2 separate regions of the Mus musculus genome follow, and region 2 is linked to region 1. A link is a loop called in an ENCODE intact Hi-C map of the cell type or tissue named here. Cell type or tissue: left cerebral cortex. All regions are shown on one strand. Each heading gives the region's core, and the rest is flanking DNA. Links, peaks and the distances in the headings are about the cores only.

What was found. Peaks named below come from ENCODE experiments on the same cell type or tissue, not always from the same donor. Only the 100,000 strongest peaks of a DNase experiment are listed, where the experiment ranks them.
Region 2: a loop joins it to region 1, with 2.1 times the contacts of the local background. A loop is called at or near these places in 2 of 42 quality-filtered maps.

The regions. Positions count from the first base shown.
Region 1 is chr16:49,694,551-49,702,681 of GRCm38, reverse strand. Ift57 (intraflagellar transport 57) reads right to left here and starts at 3,388. Exons shown (of 11, transcript NM_028680.3): 1 at 3,133-3,388; 2 at 666-828. The coding sequence starts at 3,344. In left cerebral cortex, for the core only: no CTCF peak of the experiment used is centred there; DNase peaks (open chromatin) are centred at 3,543 and 4,022; H3K4me3 peaks cover 2,126 bases; H3K27ac peaks cover 1,128 bases.
Region 2 is chr16:49,748,370-49,756,500 of GRCm38, reverse strand. The region is part of intron 6 of Ift57 (intraflagellar transport 57); the gene reads right to left. Among named protein-coding and RNA genes, the nearest start is that of Gm52251, 16 kb to the right of the region's middle. In left cerebral cortex, for the core only: no CTCF peak of the experiment used is centred there; DNase peaks (open chromatin) are centred at 2,907 and 3,303; H3K27ac peaks cover 457 bases.

The DNA of each region.
Region 1 (8,131 bases), core at 2,061-4,560:
TTCCTCTGTCCTTTCTTAATATCCTAATTTATTGTCTCTTCAAAGAATGTACTGTAACCTCCATACAGGATTAAATACCTGGCTTTCTGTAATTTCAAATATACATATATGTACATAAAGGGGCAGGGAAACAAATCAGTACTGAAAAGTTATCAGCAAAACTCCTGCCATGGTAAATGTATTTTTAAAAAAGGATACAGTGATTAACTTATTAAAATTAGCAACCTGTGTCAAAAATGCCTTCTTGCCTTTCTCCAGGAACATTCAGAAACAAAAGTACAAGTGAGAAATCTAACAAATCCAAAACCCTTTCAAAGTATGTTGTTTGCTTTATACTCTGCATCATCCCGGGAGGGGAAGAGCTAAGCAGCTACCTAAGAATTTACTTTTGAGGCTTACAAAACTTAAAAAAAAAATATTATTAATCTGGCCTAAAGAGAGTCTATAGTAACATTTTTAGAAGTGGAAATCATGTTACATAAAGTATCAACCATTCTGGGAAGGTCTTACTTTAAAATAAATTTAAAAATCACTCATATCAGTCAATTATCAGTCTGTCTGTCTACTCTTCCAAAAGAGTCATCTGAAAGGCTAGTACCTGTTACTGAACTGTTACTATTGAAATCCACAGTCTGAGAATACGGAGAAGAGAGTATCTCACTTACAAAAGAGCGAAGCTCAGAGAGTATATTAGATATAGTTGCATTGGGATCGTCGTATTCTTGAGGCTGCTCAAAGGCACGGCCAGTTTTGTTGATCAGCCACGCAGCAAGAGTGCAAAACATGTAGAACTGCTCGCCTGGGTTGGTAGGCAGAGCAAAGTAGTGTCTGTTTCAAAGGAAGGGAGGATTGGATGTGTAAGCTAAAGCAAGTCAACAGTGAGTAAGTCCAAAGTTGCTAATTGTCCCTCAAGCATCCTTCATTAATACTCTTGAACGATCTAGTGATTCACGGCACTCAGAACGTTTCGAGCTAGTATCAAGGGACAATCCCTACAGCACACAAAATATTTGACCAAAACCCCCTACAACCAGGGAATGGAAGGTAGTAATTTTTGAGAATGGCATGAAGGTTTGGTCAAAATCAATTAACTGGTCATGAGTAAGTTCCTCCGCCCCCCAAGTGGCAACTGTGGATTTAAAGAGACTAATAACTTAGCATGTTTTTACTGGTTGTAGCCTACCAGCTATGCCAAACATCTTAGCTACATATTCCAATCAACTCCTTAAAGTGCTGCCAGGAGCGTCTTCCCTCAGTCCTGCACAACCATAACTTATGGGAATGGAACCCTACACAGGTACATTTCAGAGGTTCCCAACTTAGATGGTGCAGGGTTTCAGAAAGGAACAAGAACCTCCATGAGGTCCCCACACGTCACCACTGCTGCACTTTGCTAATTCCATTACTGTACTAGATATGTTCCCATGAGGGTAGATTTGTACAGAGCTAAGGAGGACATAAAAGGTACAACTAGCATCATCCAAAAGGTGAATCAGAGATCTGCTTTGTTTTCTCTATGTTGCTATCACTATTACATACATATATATATACACATATATATAATATGAATTTAAAGAGACTAATGACTTATGTTTTTAAATGTGTGTGTATGTATAAAACCAATTACATAAGAATCAGTGATCTATACTTCTATTTTCTAAACTTTTTCCATCCAGAAAGTATAAATGTTCAGGTACAGGTTTACAAGGAATTTACCCACCAATAACTGTTTATTCCTTATTATCACTCCTTGAGGCCAGAGGAAGGGACACTGACAGATACTGTGGGCCTGTGATGGGGATTCGGCAGCATGAAGGTATATCAGAATCACCTACAGATGTTTTATCTCCAGACCTTCTGAAAAGGCAGACCTGGACAAGAGCCTGACAACTTCTTCCTACATCCCCAGGTGATGTGGACGTGCTAGTCTGATGGTGACACCTTGACCTACTGGCTAGAATATCTCCACACAAATCCGTGGTACAAAGTGTCTTGCTCAAGCTTTGAGTTTCAGTACAGCAAGGCATTAATAAGAGCTCGTTAATAATATTACTATTAATAGTAAGTCCACTTTCCCTTTGTTTGACAGATAAATTTGAAAAACTTAACACTTTTATCCCCACCAAAAATGTTGGCCATCTATATTACTATGACCAATTTATTTTAAATAATAATCCCAATCTAGAAACTTCTATTATGGATCAGGATCAAGATGATCTTTCTTCTCTAATTTTTCTCCTTTTACAGACTAACTTGGCATTGTGGGCAGATTTTATACAAGAATTCTTCCAGACCTGTCTGGAAGAGGGTAAGAGCTTAAAACTGCCAAGAGAAATGATATGTGTCCCATTGATGGAAAAGAAAGTACGATAAATAACTCTTTAATTTCTTCTTACAGAATAAAACAAACACGGGATTTAGAGGGAAAAAAAAGCAATAGAACACAGTTATCACTAAGCTACCATGATTACAGGAGGGACTTTTGTCTATCACTCTTGACAACTATAGGCTCTGCCTTGGGGATATTCCAAACTTTCCCCACTACCGCAAGCGGGAACTTTAGGTCCTATATTGAGGGCCATTCCAAACACTTATTTCATTTGCCTTCTCCACTTCCCATTTTCTAAGAGTATTGTTGCAAAAGCACTAAGTCGTTTGAACCATAGTAATTAGCCCACAAGTTTACTTACTACATAACAAGTGCTGCTCAGAAATGTCCTAAGTATTCACAGTTGTTAGTTTACAAAGTCTAGCAAAGGAAAACATAAACTAGAAAGAGATCTAAATGATAAGGGCGCTCATCGCTAGAGATAGGTTTTTCTACCCTTTCTACTTTGGGTATTTTATTATATTTAAAACAAGATTTGTGTTTGGTAGACGGTGCGTGACTGTTTTGAAAAATGGGCAGACTGTCTTCCCCAGTCCTCCCTGCCATTACAAAACTTGTTTACTTTCTCCACAAAATGATCAAGTCTGAAAAACTACACCTTCCACAGTGCGGAAGTTTCCTTCCTGAGCACAGAAGCCAGAGGAAGGGATGTAAGGACCCCCGCGCGGGGTCTTCGCCTCACCTAAGGGGGAGCGTCCCCCTGGGGTCCAGCCAGCACCCGGCGCTGGGGGCAAGGCACGCACCTGGACGGGGGCTTCAGATTGCTCTTTCGGAGTAGCTCCTCCTCGTAGCGGAGCAGCTTCAGCTTCTCCACTAAGTCTTCCATCACCACGAACATGTGGTAGGCCGCTCCTGGCCCGCGCTCCACCACAGCCTCCCCTGCGCCTTCCCCGCGAGCCCGAGACACCCCATCGTCCAAGCCCGACGGCGGGATCACCGCGGCCGCGGCGGCCATCCCTGCTCAGACCCCCAGCGCCCGGCTGGGCTCCGGCCAGGATCTCTGCAGCCTTCGCCGCCCGCACCCCACAGACCGCACAGTCCCCACCGTTACCAGGCAACCGCAGGGCAGCCGGTCACCACGGCAACCAGACCCGCCTCCTTCGCTCCCAGCCGGCCTCTCTAAATTTTCACCAATCAAAGCTGGATTCTTACGTGACGTCACGCCATGCTGGTCCCTGGCCTAGGGGGTAGCTCCGCCCTATGGGCGTGGCGCATCGTCCCCCACCTCTTCCGCCTCTCCCGCGCGCCTTAAAGGCGTAGGGTCCCCAGCTATTTAGCGCTGCATGCTGAGTACAGCCAAGAGGAGCACAGGATCTGGTATTCTGCTCAGGGCTGCTGAATGAACAGACATCTGGTCATCGAGGTAGCAATTCAAAGGACTGAAACGAAGCAGAACAGAGTGTTGGAGGTTATGCTTGCTCAGTGATTCTTGTTTTATTTTCTCAAAGTGGGAAGTTGTGGTGAAACTCGCTGTCCTTAGGTTCACATTACCTCAGAAATTCCACCCGCAAGACTGCTAGTCTATTTCTTAACTTAATTGCTTATTAGATAGTGCTAGACTTACGAGTATATTCTAAATAAGACTTAAAGTCTTACAATGATCTTATCTCACTCCATTAGGAAAGCGGTTGCTTGGAAGAGGGCAGCTTGGGAAAAGATTTATACCACACACACATTGGCCTCAATCTGTTCCGAGCCCATGCAGATTTAAATTCTTGAGTACTAATGAAATCCCACAAAATATAGTATCTGGAAAGGAAGTGCTGCATTGTAGCACTTACATTTAGATAAGAACATTTCTGCTATTATGTCAGCACGTATTGACCTAGAAAACACATGGAGACATAACTGACCAGGGATGTGACTTATCCTTACAATAAAGTACTGCATCAGGCAATCTTTCTTGTAGTTAAAGATAAGAAGTGAAGCGAAGAGAAGTTGCCTAGCTACTTCTTAAGATAACTCAGAAGCAAGAGGTGTAACATTTGTCTGATTAACCCTGTGCCTGTTAAGGGGTCATCAACAGCTTATATCACACCCTAAATAATGTAGCAGGATCATATTTTTGACATAATTAAAATCTGAATCATATTTGTAAAAATCCTTGTGATAAAAGGAAGAGTTTTTCTTTCTAATCAGCCTTGTTTCTAATGCTAATAAAGGTATCCAAATGAAAAACATTGCTATTCATCAAATAAAAGACACACATAAAACTACTGATTTATGTAGAAAATAAAATGGAGATGAGAAATCCAAGGATAACTGGGTAATTGCACGCCTCACAGGTGGAGGTCAGAGGACAACCTTCTATATCAGTCCTCAACTACTACTTTGAGACAGACAGCTTTTCTGTAAACTTTTTTTAAATTTCTTTTGTTTTAATTAGGTATTTATTTCATTTACATTTCCAATGCTATCCTAAAAGTCCCCCGCCCACTCCCCCACCCACCCATTCCCACTTTTTGGCCCTGACATTCCCCTGTACTGAGGCAGATAAAGTTTGCAAGTCCAAAGGGCCTCTCTTTCCACTGATGGCCAACTAGGCCATCTTTTGATACATATGCAGCTAGAGTCAAGAGATCCAGGGTACTGGTTAGTTCATATTGTTGTTCCACCTACAGGGTTGTAGATCCCTTTAGCTCCTTTGGGTACTTTCAATAGCTACTCCATTGGGGGCCCTGTGATACATCCAATATCTGACTGTGAGCATCCACTTCTGTGTTTGCTAGGCCCTGGCATAGTCTCACAAGAGACAGCTATATCTGGGTCCTTTCAGCAAAATCTTGCTAGTGTATGCAATGGTGTCAGCGTTTGGAAGCTGATTATGGGATGGATCCCTGGGTATGGCAGTCTCTAGATGGTCCATCCTTTTGTCTCAGCTCCAAACTGTGTCTCTGTAACTCCTTCCATGGGAGTTTTGTTCCCAATTCTAAGAAGGGGCAAAGTGTCCACACTTTGGTCTTCGTTCTTCTTGAGTTTCATGTGTTTAGCAAATTGTATCTTGGGTATTCTAAGTTTCTGGGCTAATATCCACTTATCAGTGAGTACATATTGTGTGAGTTCTTTTGTGATTGTGTTACCTCACTCAGGATGATGCCCTCCAGGTCCATCCATTTGCCTAGGAATTTCATAAATTCATTCTTTTTAATAGCTGACTAGTACTCCATTGTGTAAATGTACCACATTTTCTGTATCCATTTCTCTGTTGAGGGGCATCTGGGTTCTTTCTAGCTTCTGGCTATTATAAATAAGGCTGCTATGAACATAGTGGAGCGTGTGTCCTTCTTACAGGTTGGAACATCTTCTGGATATATGCCCAGGAGAGGTATTGCTGGATCCTCCAGTAATACTATGTCCAATTTTCTGAGGAACCACCAGACTGATTTCCAGAGTGGTTGTACAAGCTTGCAATCCCACCAACAATGGAGGAGTGTTCCTCTTGCTCCACATCCTTGCCAGCATCTGCTGTCACCTGAATTTTTGATCTTAGCCATTCTGTCTGGTGTGAGGTGGAATCTCAGGGTTGTTTTGATTTGCATTTCTCTGATGATTAAGGATGTTGAACATTTTTTTCAGGTGCTTCTCAGCCATTCGGTATTCCTCAGGTGAGAATTCTTTGTTTAGCTCTGAGCCCCATTTTTTAATGGGGTTATTTGATTTTCTGGAATCCACCTTCTTGATGTGTGTGTGTGTGTGTGTGTGTGTGTGTGTGTGTGTGCGTGTATATATATATATATGAATGATATTAGCCCCCTATCTGTGTGTGTGTGTATATATATATATATATATATATATATATATATATGATATTAGCCCCCTATCTGATTTAGGATAGGTAAAGATCCTTTCTCAATCTGTTGGTGGCTTTTTTTGTCTTATTGATGGTGTCTTTTTCCTTACAGAAGCTTTGCAATTTTATGAGGTCCCATTTGTCAATTCTCGATCTTACAGCACAAGCCATTGCTGTTCTATTCAGGAATTTTCCCCTGTACCCATATCTTCGAGGCTTTTCCCCAATTTCTCCTCTATAAGTTTCAGTGTCTCTGGTTTTATGTGGAGTTCTTTAATCCACTTAGATTTGACCTTAGTACAAAGAGATAGAAATGGATCAATTCACATTCTTCTACATGATAACCACCAATTGTGCCAGCACCATTTGTTGAAAATGCTGTCCTTTCCCCACTGGATGGTTTTTGCTCCCTTGTCAAAGATCAGGTGACCATAGGTTTGTGGGTTCATTTCTGGGTCTTCAATTCTATTCCATTTGTCTACTTGTCTGTCGCTATACCAGTACCATGCCATTTTTATCACAATTGCTCTGTAGTACAGCTTTAGGTCAGGCATGGTGATTCCACCAGAGGTTCTTTTATCCTTGAGAAGAGTTTTTGCTATCCTAGGTTTTTTGTTATTCCAGATGAATTTGCAGATTGCCCTTTCTAATTCGTTGAAGAATTGAGTTGGAATTTTGATGGGGATTGCATTGAATCTGTAGATTGCTTTTGGCAAGATAACCATTTTTACTATATTGATCCTGCCAATCCACGAGCATGGGAGATCTTTCTATCTTCTGAGATCTTCTTTAATTTCTTTCTTCAGAGACTTGAAGTTCTTATCATACAGATCTTTCACTTCCTTAGTTAGAGTCACACCAAGGTATTTTGTATTATTTGTGACTATTGAGAAGGGTGTTGTTTCCCTAATTTCTTTCTCAGCCTGTTTATCCTTTGTGTACAGAAAGGCCATTGACTTGTTTTAGTTCTGTAAACTTCTAAGGCAGCAGTTCTCAACCTTGTGGGTCACAAGACCCCTCTTGGGTGTGTGTGGGGTCACATATAGGATATCCTTCATATCAGATATTTGTATTATGATTCATAACAGTAGCAAAATTACAGATATGAAGTAGCAATGAGAACAATTACATGGCTGTGGTCACTACAATATGAGGAACTGTATTAAAGGGTTATAGCCTTTCGAGAACCACTGGTCTAGGGGATTCTCCCATCTCTGCCTTCTATATTTCTGTAGAACTGTAAACCCACACTATAGTCCTCCTGTTTATATAGGTTCTGGGGAATTGAACTTAAGTCTACACACCTGCAGCACAATGTTTACCCACTGAGCTGTATCCACAACCTTAGAACCGCTTTTTAAATAGCCTTGCTTTGTAAGTCATGAGCTAGTGGCTATTAGTAGAGACAAATGGAGAGATTTAGTTTGCTTCTACCCCCTGTCAAATTAGCTTTTAATTTTCTTAGCTATCCTACAACAGTGATTACCCCCAGACATGACCATATTTAATGACCACACATGGAAGTTGAGAGCCTTACAAGATGAAGATGAAGCTTTTTAGAAATAAAATAAGAGTCACAAATATTCATACAAACAACAAGCGTTTCATGGGTTTTAAATGACTCTTGAAAGGCTCTGGGATAGCAGGGGTGGGCGTTCCCTCAGAGCATGCTGCCTGCATGAGGTGTTCTGACATCTCGGAAGGTTATGCAGCACAGTAGGAAATAGTCAAATACTGCTTCGTAGATGACTTTCTATACTGTATGTATTTTGACTTGGCGGGAAGTTATACTTTTTCCAGAATCCAGCCATTTCCTTCCCAGACTTGGTCTGGTTTGCAAGCAGGTAAAGAATTAGTTTTCCATTGAAAATGTGAAGAAAGGAAAAAAAGAAAGAAATGAAGAAAGGAAGGAAGGAGAAAGAAAAAAGAGGGAGGGAGGGAAGGAGGGAGGG
Region 2 (8,131 bases), core at 2,357-4,856, 54 kb before region 1:
AAGCATTTAAAATATTCTTATCTTTTAATCCAACAGTTTAACTCTGGAAAATATACCCACCCTAAACTGGAAACACATAGATTTATGCAAACATTTTTAGTTAAAGTAAAACACCATAAAATATATTGCTAATATTGTATCATTTATTCTACTATTAAAAATAATGCACTCAGTATGAAGGTATTTTTATAAGCCTTAAAACCAAGAACTCAGCAATATACTGTTCAGAGATAGACACAGGTAAGAATTCCCAGAAAGGCAGGAACCAGCTAAGGACAGACCATAGACTGGAGGATGGGAGGCACCAGGGCAGGGGAGGGAAGATATATAGCGGAACACATAGGTAACGTCAGATGCTCAACACCCAAGTCAGGAAAGAGGCTAGTTTTATTTTGAGACTTAAAACTCTGTATTTTACATTATAAACATTAACATATATCAAATGTTCAGCTCTTGTCCTGTTAATGACTAGCAAAATTGTATGCTTAATAGCATACAGACAATAGAAAATACGTCTCAAAAGACTAGATATTTAAAGTTAGTAGCATATATGTTGTGCTTTACATTAAAGCATGAATTTGAATATAGAACAATTTAATTTTCATGCTTTAAAATTTGCTAAGCTTCCTAGAACATTTTATCATATTAATTATCAGAAGAAAAAGGGAGGAAAAAAATCTCATAGTTGTCCAAGAAGCTTCTGAACAGGTTTTAACATAGTTATGGTGGGAGGTGACTTTAACTATAACTAACATTTTGAAAACATGAGTATAAAAGGGGGAGGCATACATTTGAGACCCGTCAGCTGAGATGGCTGAAAGCTTTACACAGGTTTTTGTGGTAAGAATGGAGAAGTGATGGGTTTAATGATATGTAAGAACTTGAAGCCTACCTGCGTTCTAGTAATAAGTAACATTAAAAGGAGCTATTCAACAATGCTAGCAATTCCAACAGTGGTGGAGGATACATTAAGTTACAGCCACTTTAATGCAATTTTACATATTTAAAATGCAAAGATTTGGAGAGATAAGTAGTCGCTGTCATCCCTTCTGATCCATTTCTCCCTTCCCTATAGAGAAGTGGTTCTCAACCTTCCTAATGCTGAGATGGCTTTAATCTAGTTCCTCATATTGTGGTGATCTCCAACCATAAAATAAATTCATTGCTACTGTAAGGAATTGTAACACAACATTGGATGTGCAAGATATCTGATATACAACCTCTGTGAAAGGCCATTCTGCCCCTCCGCTCCAACCCTGCCAGAGGGTCAGGACCCACAGGTTGAGAATCACTGCCATGGCGTTCTATGAGACTGGCTGGCTGCCAACTGGAGACATCTCCTTCCCTCATCCACTGATGCTGGTCTAGGCTGAGTGGTTCTTTTCAGTGCAATGGTGGACTGTATAGAAGTTGGGAGAGGTATCCATCTAAAACAGTGTCCATGTCCTATCAGCCAAAGTAAGGAGGCTGCCTTACTCAGAAGTTTCTCAGCTGGAGCTTGGGACTGAGAAGTGCGAGGTCTCACTGGAATTAAGCTGCAGCTGACCATACATTAGTTACCTGGCCCAAGGATGATGCGCTACTGTTAGTGTCAGCCACTGTGGCTCGGAGGAGGTTTGGTTGCAGAGCAGACCATTACATATACACGGTTTTGTTTTGTTTTGTTTTGTTTTTATTTTGAGAAAGGGTTTTCCTGTGTAGCTCTGGCTATCCTGGAACTCCCTCTGTACACAAGACTGGCCACAAACTCAAAGATCTGCCTGCCTTTGCTTCCTGAGTGCTGGGATTAAGGGCATGTGTTGCCAACCACCAGGCAACGTATACACTTTTTATAGTGAAGAAAACTCTTAGTTAGTTTCCAGTGTTCATTCTGTCTGGAAAATGTACTTCCACATCTATGGATTTTCATATGTCATATCATAATTTTCTATGTGACAAAAGAAACTGCCAAGAGTATATAAAGTTAAACTGAGACCTCTTTCTGTTACATATTCACTGAGGAGTGTGTGCCCCTGAAGTCTACTGGCCACCTATCCACAAGTGCTCCGAAGCACATTCTTGGGTTCCTTTAAGCATTTATTCAGTCTGTGGAAGATCCTGTTTCACCTATTTTTGCAAATGTTTTCTCTCAATGGGCCGGAGATGGAAAATGAGCCAGCATACCACTTTCTTAGGCTCACCTTCTCTTGGCAGTGTTCATGACTGAACCCTAGGTCTCCAGCATGCTGGGGGCGATCATCTGTTTTTATTCCTAGGACTTCAGCTTGTTATTTTTCAAAATCTTCTCATACAAAAACCTCATAATTCTATCATTTGTGAGGGGGTAAATAACAAAGGCATTGTAAGCATAATTCCTTTCCTCACTCTAAATTCTCGGGCACTGAATTATATTCTGAATCGGCCCCTTTCACAACGTGGAGAATTGTTGAGAAGTATCTATCGCTGGTGATTCACAGTACAGCACACAATCAAAATGGATGCGATCTGGCTGCAGCTGTTAGGTGACTGTGGTGGCAACATGGTTCTCTGAGTTGCACTTCAGAACAACACCTGACTGATATCTTTTGCACATGTAGATTTAGTTTAACTTCTTTTTCTTTTTGTGGGGGTTGGGGGAGGTTTCTCTGGAACTGTCGGGGAAAGGAGGCAAAGATTAGACCATGATGAGTAAGGGCTGGCTGTATATCTACATGTAAATTTCATTAACATATAACTTGTAAAACGTTAGACCCTCCCTTCCATCTTAAATCCAGTCTGGGCTTCCTTACTCACAGACAGACACAGTGCTAAAACAAAACAAAACAAAACAAAACAAAACTCATTGCACAGAAGCCAAAGCAGGATCCTTCTGTGTGCTGGGATGTATTCTTGTAGGTGTGTGGGAAAGCCACGCCCCACACAGAAGAGCCAACAGGCTCACAGGCTCTACTGAAGCTCACAGGCTCTACTGAAGCGCTTGCTTCTTCAAAGCAGGAGCAGGGCCCAAGGCGAGAATCACTACTTCCCAAGGACAACAATGGACCCTCTGTTCTGCTCTCTGCCTTCCTTTCTCTTCTGCCCTCTCTGTCTCTGTCCCAGCTCTACTATGGATAATTACCAGCAAAATCTCAGTGCAATGCTGGTTTGCAGTTGCATTTTAATAAATATAAAAGTCTGTATTAGAGCTCTTATTTTAGACAGTTAATCTTATTTTCCCCATTAAGGCTTGGTTTCAATTCAGCATTTCTCTGGAAGTTTTCATGGTTACTGTAGTGTGTAAGAGAAGAAATCCTGTCCTCCAACTCACAGGCTGGGGAACAAACTGAGGTTGTTTGATTTTCACAGTTTATTGTTAACTGAAAAGGAAACCAAATGTCCCTTTCTGTCATCAACAGATTCCCTTTACATCAAGCAGTTGCTTTCATTTTCTTACCCTGTGCCCCAATTTCCATAAGAAAAAAAGAGATCTTGAGGACTCCCTATTCGAACATGCACACCAATGGAAATCATTTTCCTGTTTGTTTTGCTAAAGTATAGACATCAGGCAATCTTGTTGCTTCTAATCTGCTCCAGATGAAACACCCTGCAAGGACTATCTCTAAAACAAAAGTACAATTTACCCAGACAGATTATTGAACTTTTGTACAAAAAAATGAGCTTCAGTAGCTATATGTGTCTATACACATGTGTATACATACATACATACATATAATATACACTTATATACATGTATGTACCCAATACATGCACATACATTCATATATATTATATATACACACATATAATACAATGCACTCATATGCACATGTACATGATATACGCATATGCATATATAATATAAAATATAGATATACACATGCATAATATATGTATATACACATATATCACACATGCATGCATGCATGCATACATACATACATACATACATACTGTGATGGTTTGAATGAAAATGGTCCCCATAGACCCCTAGGGAGTGGCTCTATTAGGAGGTATGGCCTTACCTGTTGGAGAAGGCGTGTCACTAGGGGAGGTCACAGAAGCTCAAGCCTGGCTAGTGTGTCATTGTCACTTCCTACTGCCTGAGGATCCAGATATAGAACTCTCAACTACTTCTCCAGCACCATGTCTGCCTGCATGCTGCCTGCCATGATGATAATGGACTTAACCCTTGAAGTGTAAGCCAGCCCCAATTAAATGTTTTCCTTTATAATAATTGCTGTGGGTATGGAGTCTCTTCATATAAATAAAAAAACCCAGACACATGCATACATAAACACATAGGTATATACAGATATATACATATTGACTAGTCAGAAGAGTTTCTGCTTCTTTGCTTTAAGGTAGAATAGGATCTCAACAGTCACATGAATCCTATGGTTTCTTTAAATCTAATGAAAACAACTACAATGCTAATAAGCTTAACATTTAATATATGTAAACATGCTAGAGACTATTGGAATATCAGTACATATGTTTTGCTTAGAGAGTCTACTCAGGTGCAGAAATTAAGATTTAGTTATTTTTAAGTAAAAGCCCCAAGTCACACAGGTAAATATTCATTGTCAAGCATAAACCTACACAAAAGTATCAAAACACAGAATCCCCAATAAGGACAAGAGGGGTAAGGATGACTTTAATCTGATTAGTAAAATTTGGATTTTAATAGCTTCTAAACTTTAGAGTCTAAGTGTTTCAAGCCGTAGGGCTTCATGTCTAGGAGGTGTTAGGAAGGGAAAGAAACTTTCAGTGAGGCCTCGTGAGAGATATTTGCTGTGCACAGGCTCTTGAGAAGGACAGTGGAATCCCGGCCTGTTCTGTTTCCCATGCTCCTGCCATGAGATGAGCTGTTTACCACACTTCTAGGACAAAAGTAAAACACAGTAAGCTGCCTGCTAACAGCAACAGGGCCAACGGGAAGCTCCTGGGCTATAACCCAAACAAACCTTTCTCTATATAAGCTGGCTATTTATTATACTTCTGTTATTATAAGACAAAGTTAACATAGGTCTTAATCTTTGAAAATTTTCAAGAGCTTATGCCATAAAATGAATTTAAAATGTTCACAGGATCAGCAAATACAATAAAAAAAAAAAACATTCTCATTAGGAAATATCCAGACTTAGATGGCTTGATCAGTGAATTTTCTCGAACATTTAATTAAATAGGAAAGAACAATCTTGTACAAGTCTACCACCATGTAGAAAGAAGGGAGGGTGGAAAGGGGAAGGAGGGGTAAGGAAGTGGGGCAGAGGAAGGGAGGTGGAGGAAGGGGGGCAGAGAAAGGGAGGTGAAGAGAAAGCATCAATTTGTTTCATGAGGCCCATACAGCAATCAATACCTTAAAATTTGACAAAGGTTTCTAGAGTCAACACCAACCAAACAACAAATCATAGATTAATACTTTTTATACCTTTTAAAAAGAATTTAAAAATATACTAGACAAAATATTAGCAAATCAAATGTAGCTAGTGATGAAAAAGATAAAATAACAACTTATGTTTATTCTGAATTTATTTCAAGATACAAGGTTGGTTTCACACTAAAAATTAATAACTTAAAAGAAAGGTGATATCAGCAAGGTAGCTAACGAGGGGAGCTCTTGACACACTTTCCTCAACAGAAAAGGACTAAAAAAAAAGTGCTATTCTACAAGAATGCTTCAGGGATACTACTGAAGTCCAGTAGGGACGTGGCTGAGAAATGGCGTTAGGAGAGCTAGACTCAGTGAGGTACTGGGAAGCAAGCATAACTCTACCTTCGCAGAAGCACGTCTGCAGCCATGGATAAGCAGCAGGGGTCTTCCTCCTCCTAAGCCACTAGTGAGGTCCAGAGCAAGGGGCCGACAAACACCAAAAAAATCTTGTTCCTGCTCTCAGGAACACTGTATCTGCCAAAGGCCCCCAGGGTGGCCTGATCTTCCACTCAGCATGCATACAATAATCTAATAGGTGGCCTAATGTTTGGTATTGAACCTGTCTGTGCCACTCTTCCTCTGTGCAGCCTTCAGAAAGTGATGGAGATCCTGGCCTCACTGCTTACTTATTATTCAGAGACCACTGGTGACCTACCCCATCCAAGGCGGGAGCATCTTAGCAGGCCACGCAATACTGCATACTCCTGCAGTGGAGGCCACTTAGATACATATAGGCATTGCCAATACAGATTACACCTGAAGAATATATTCACTGAGTGTACTACCATGCCCTTGTTAGACATAAGTCAATGTACCATACACAGCGGATATCATAGGACATACTGCTAGGAGAAAAAGCCTTTTGCTATAACAGCCCTCTAATGAATTGACAGTGTCAACAGACCTGATACACAAATAACATATATACAACATGATAAAGAAGGATAAACCATGCCTCCAATGGAACACAATAACTTTCTAGCAATGGACCCTAAAACACTTGTGCCTTGCCACAGGCCTAAGCAGTGAAAACATCCAGATGACTTGTTTGAAAAAATGATTCCAAACGATGACTTTAAAGAAGGCTTAATGAATATACAAAAATTGGAAAGTTCAATAAAATAAGGAAAGGACTTTAATCTGAACAAGCAGTTTATCAAATATAGACAAATCACAATAAAATATAAAGTATAATAGGCCGGGGAGATGACTCAGTGGGAAAGCGCTTGCTATCAAGCATGAGTATCTAAGCTAGGGGCCTCTGCCAATGCTGGGCACACAGGCACTGACCTGTAACTCCAGTGTTGGAGTTGGGGGTGTGTGAGTGAAGACACACTGGCACACTGGCCAGACAGCCTAGCGGAAATTGTGAGCTCCAGGTGCAGGGTAGGTCTTGGTCTCAAAGCATTTATATTTCAATGTTTGCATGTATGTATTTATGTACACACACACACACACACACACACACACACACACACACACACACACCTCACCATGGTCAAATGAAATCTATCAAACCAGCACAATGGCTCAGTGGGTAAAGGTTCTTGCTATGCAAGCAAGCTTAATGACCTATGGTTGCTTTGTCCAATTCATGTAATGGTGGATAGAGAAAATTAATCCCATGATGTTGACCTTTCACCTCTCAGTGCACATTGTGGCGTGCATGTTCTATGTACAGTGGACACACAGGGCAGCAGCAGTTGCCTAAACAATATCTGCACACAATCGAGTCAGGCAGCATCCTGGCATGGATGCGGAAGGCAAGGAAGCCTCTACCCCTAGCACAGTAGGTACTGACAGCCAGCCGATGGCTTCTGGAGGAAGAAGATCAGTTTTCTTTAGGGGTGTCCCCAAAGCCATATGTATATAATCCAGTATTAGTTGGACTCATTTGAGTTCTTAAAAAATAGAGAGAGCATGAAATTGAAAGGGGCACATGTCGGGGGAATACAGAAATTGGAGCAACGCATAAAGAGAATGTGCATAATCACCACAGAGTGTTTTGTAGCAAGAATGAGGATTTAGCATCTGCATGGAACGGAGGACATTATGTTAAGTGGAATAAGCTATTACATCAGTCAGCGTCTCATCAATTTGACAAATGACTTAAAGAAAAATCAACTTTTTCTAAGTGCCAGGGTGGGATGATACCCAAAGGACCCCAACCCACTCAGAAGGGAAGGGGAGGGAGGATTGTGGGAAGGGTGGCTGGGGGGATGAGCAGGAGATAGATATATATAGATATATGTGTGTGTGTGTAAAAAACAAATTACATTTAAAAATGAGAGGGAGAAAATTTTCTTTTGACTCCTAGTTTTAATCCATGGTAGGAAGTTTTCACTGATTTCAGACCTGTGACAAGGCACAAGTGGCCACTAGCAACCTTTGAACACATACTCTGTAGGACAGGAGGCAATTGTTATATGTAAGTGAAATGTATATTGTAGTCAATTTGCTTTGGGGTGTGTGTGAGAGAATAATTACACCAGTAAAGACAGGTTTCTTTGAGAAATTCCTCTCTTGTAGATATTCTTTTCATTGTAGAGAAACAACCAACCTTGTACACAACTTCACACCTGCCTATAATTGAATTCAAACTAGAGATCCAGAGTGTCTAAAGGTAATAACTTGTTATACAATCACACTTGAACTGTGCACAGAGGTTACCACTATTGACTACCATGAGCTACTAAGGAGCTTTCCTGTGTTAACTAAGACCTGTTACTATGGCTATCC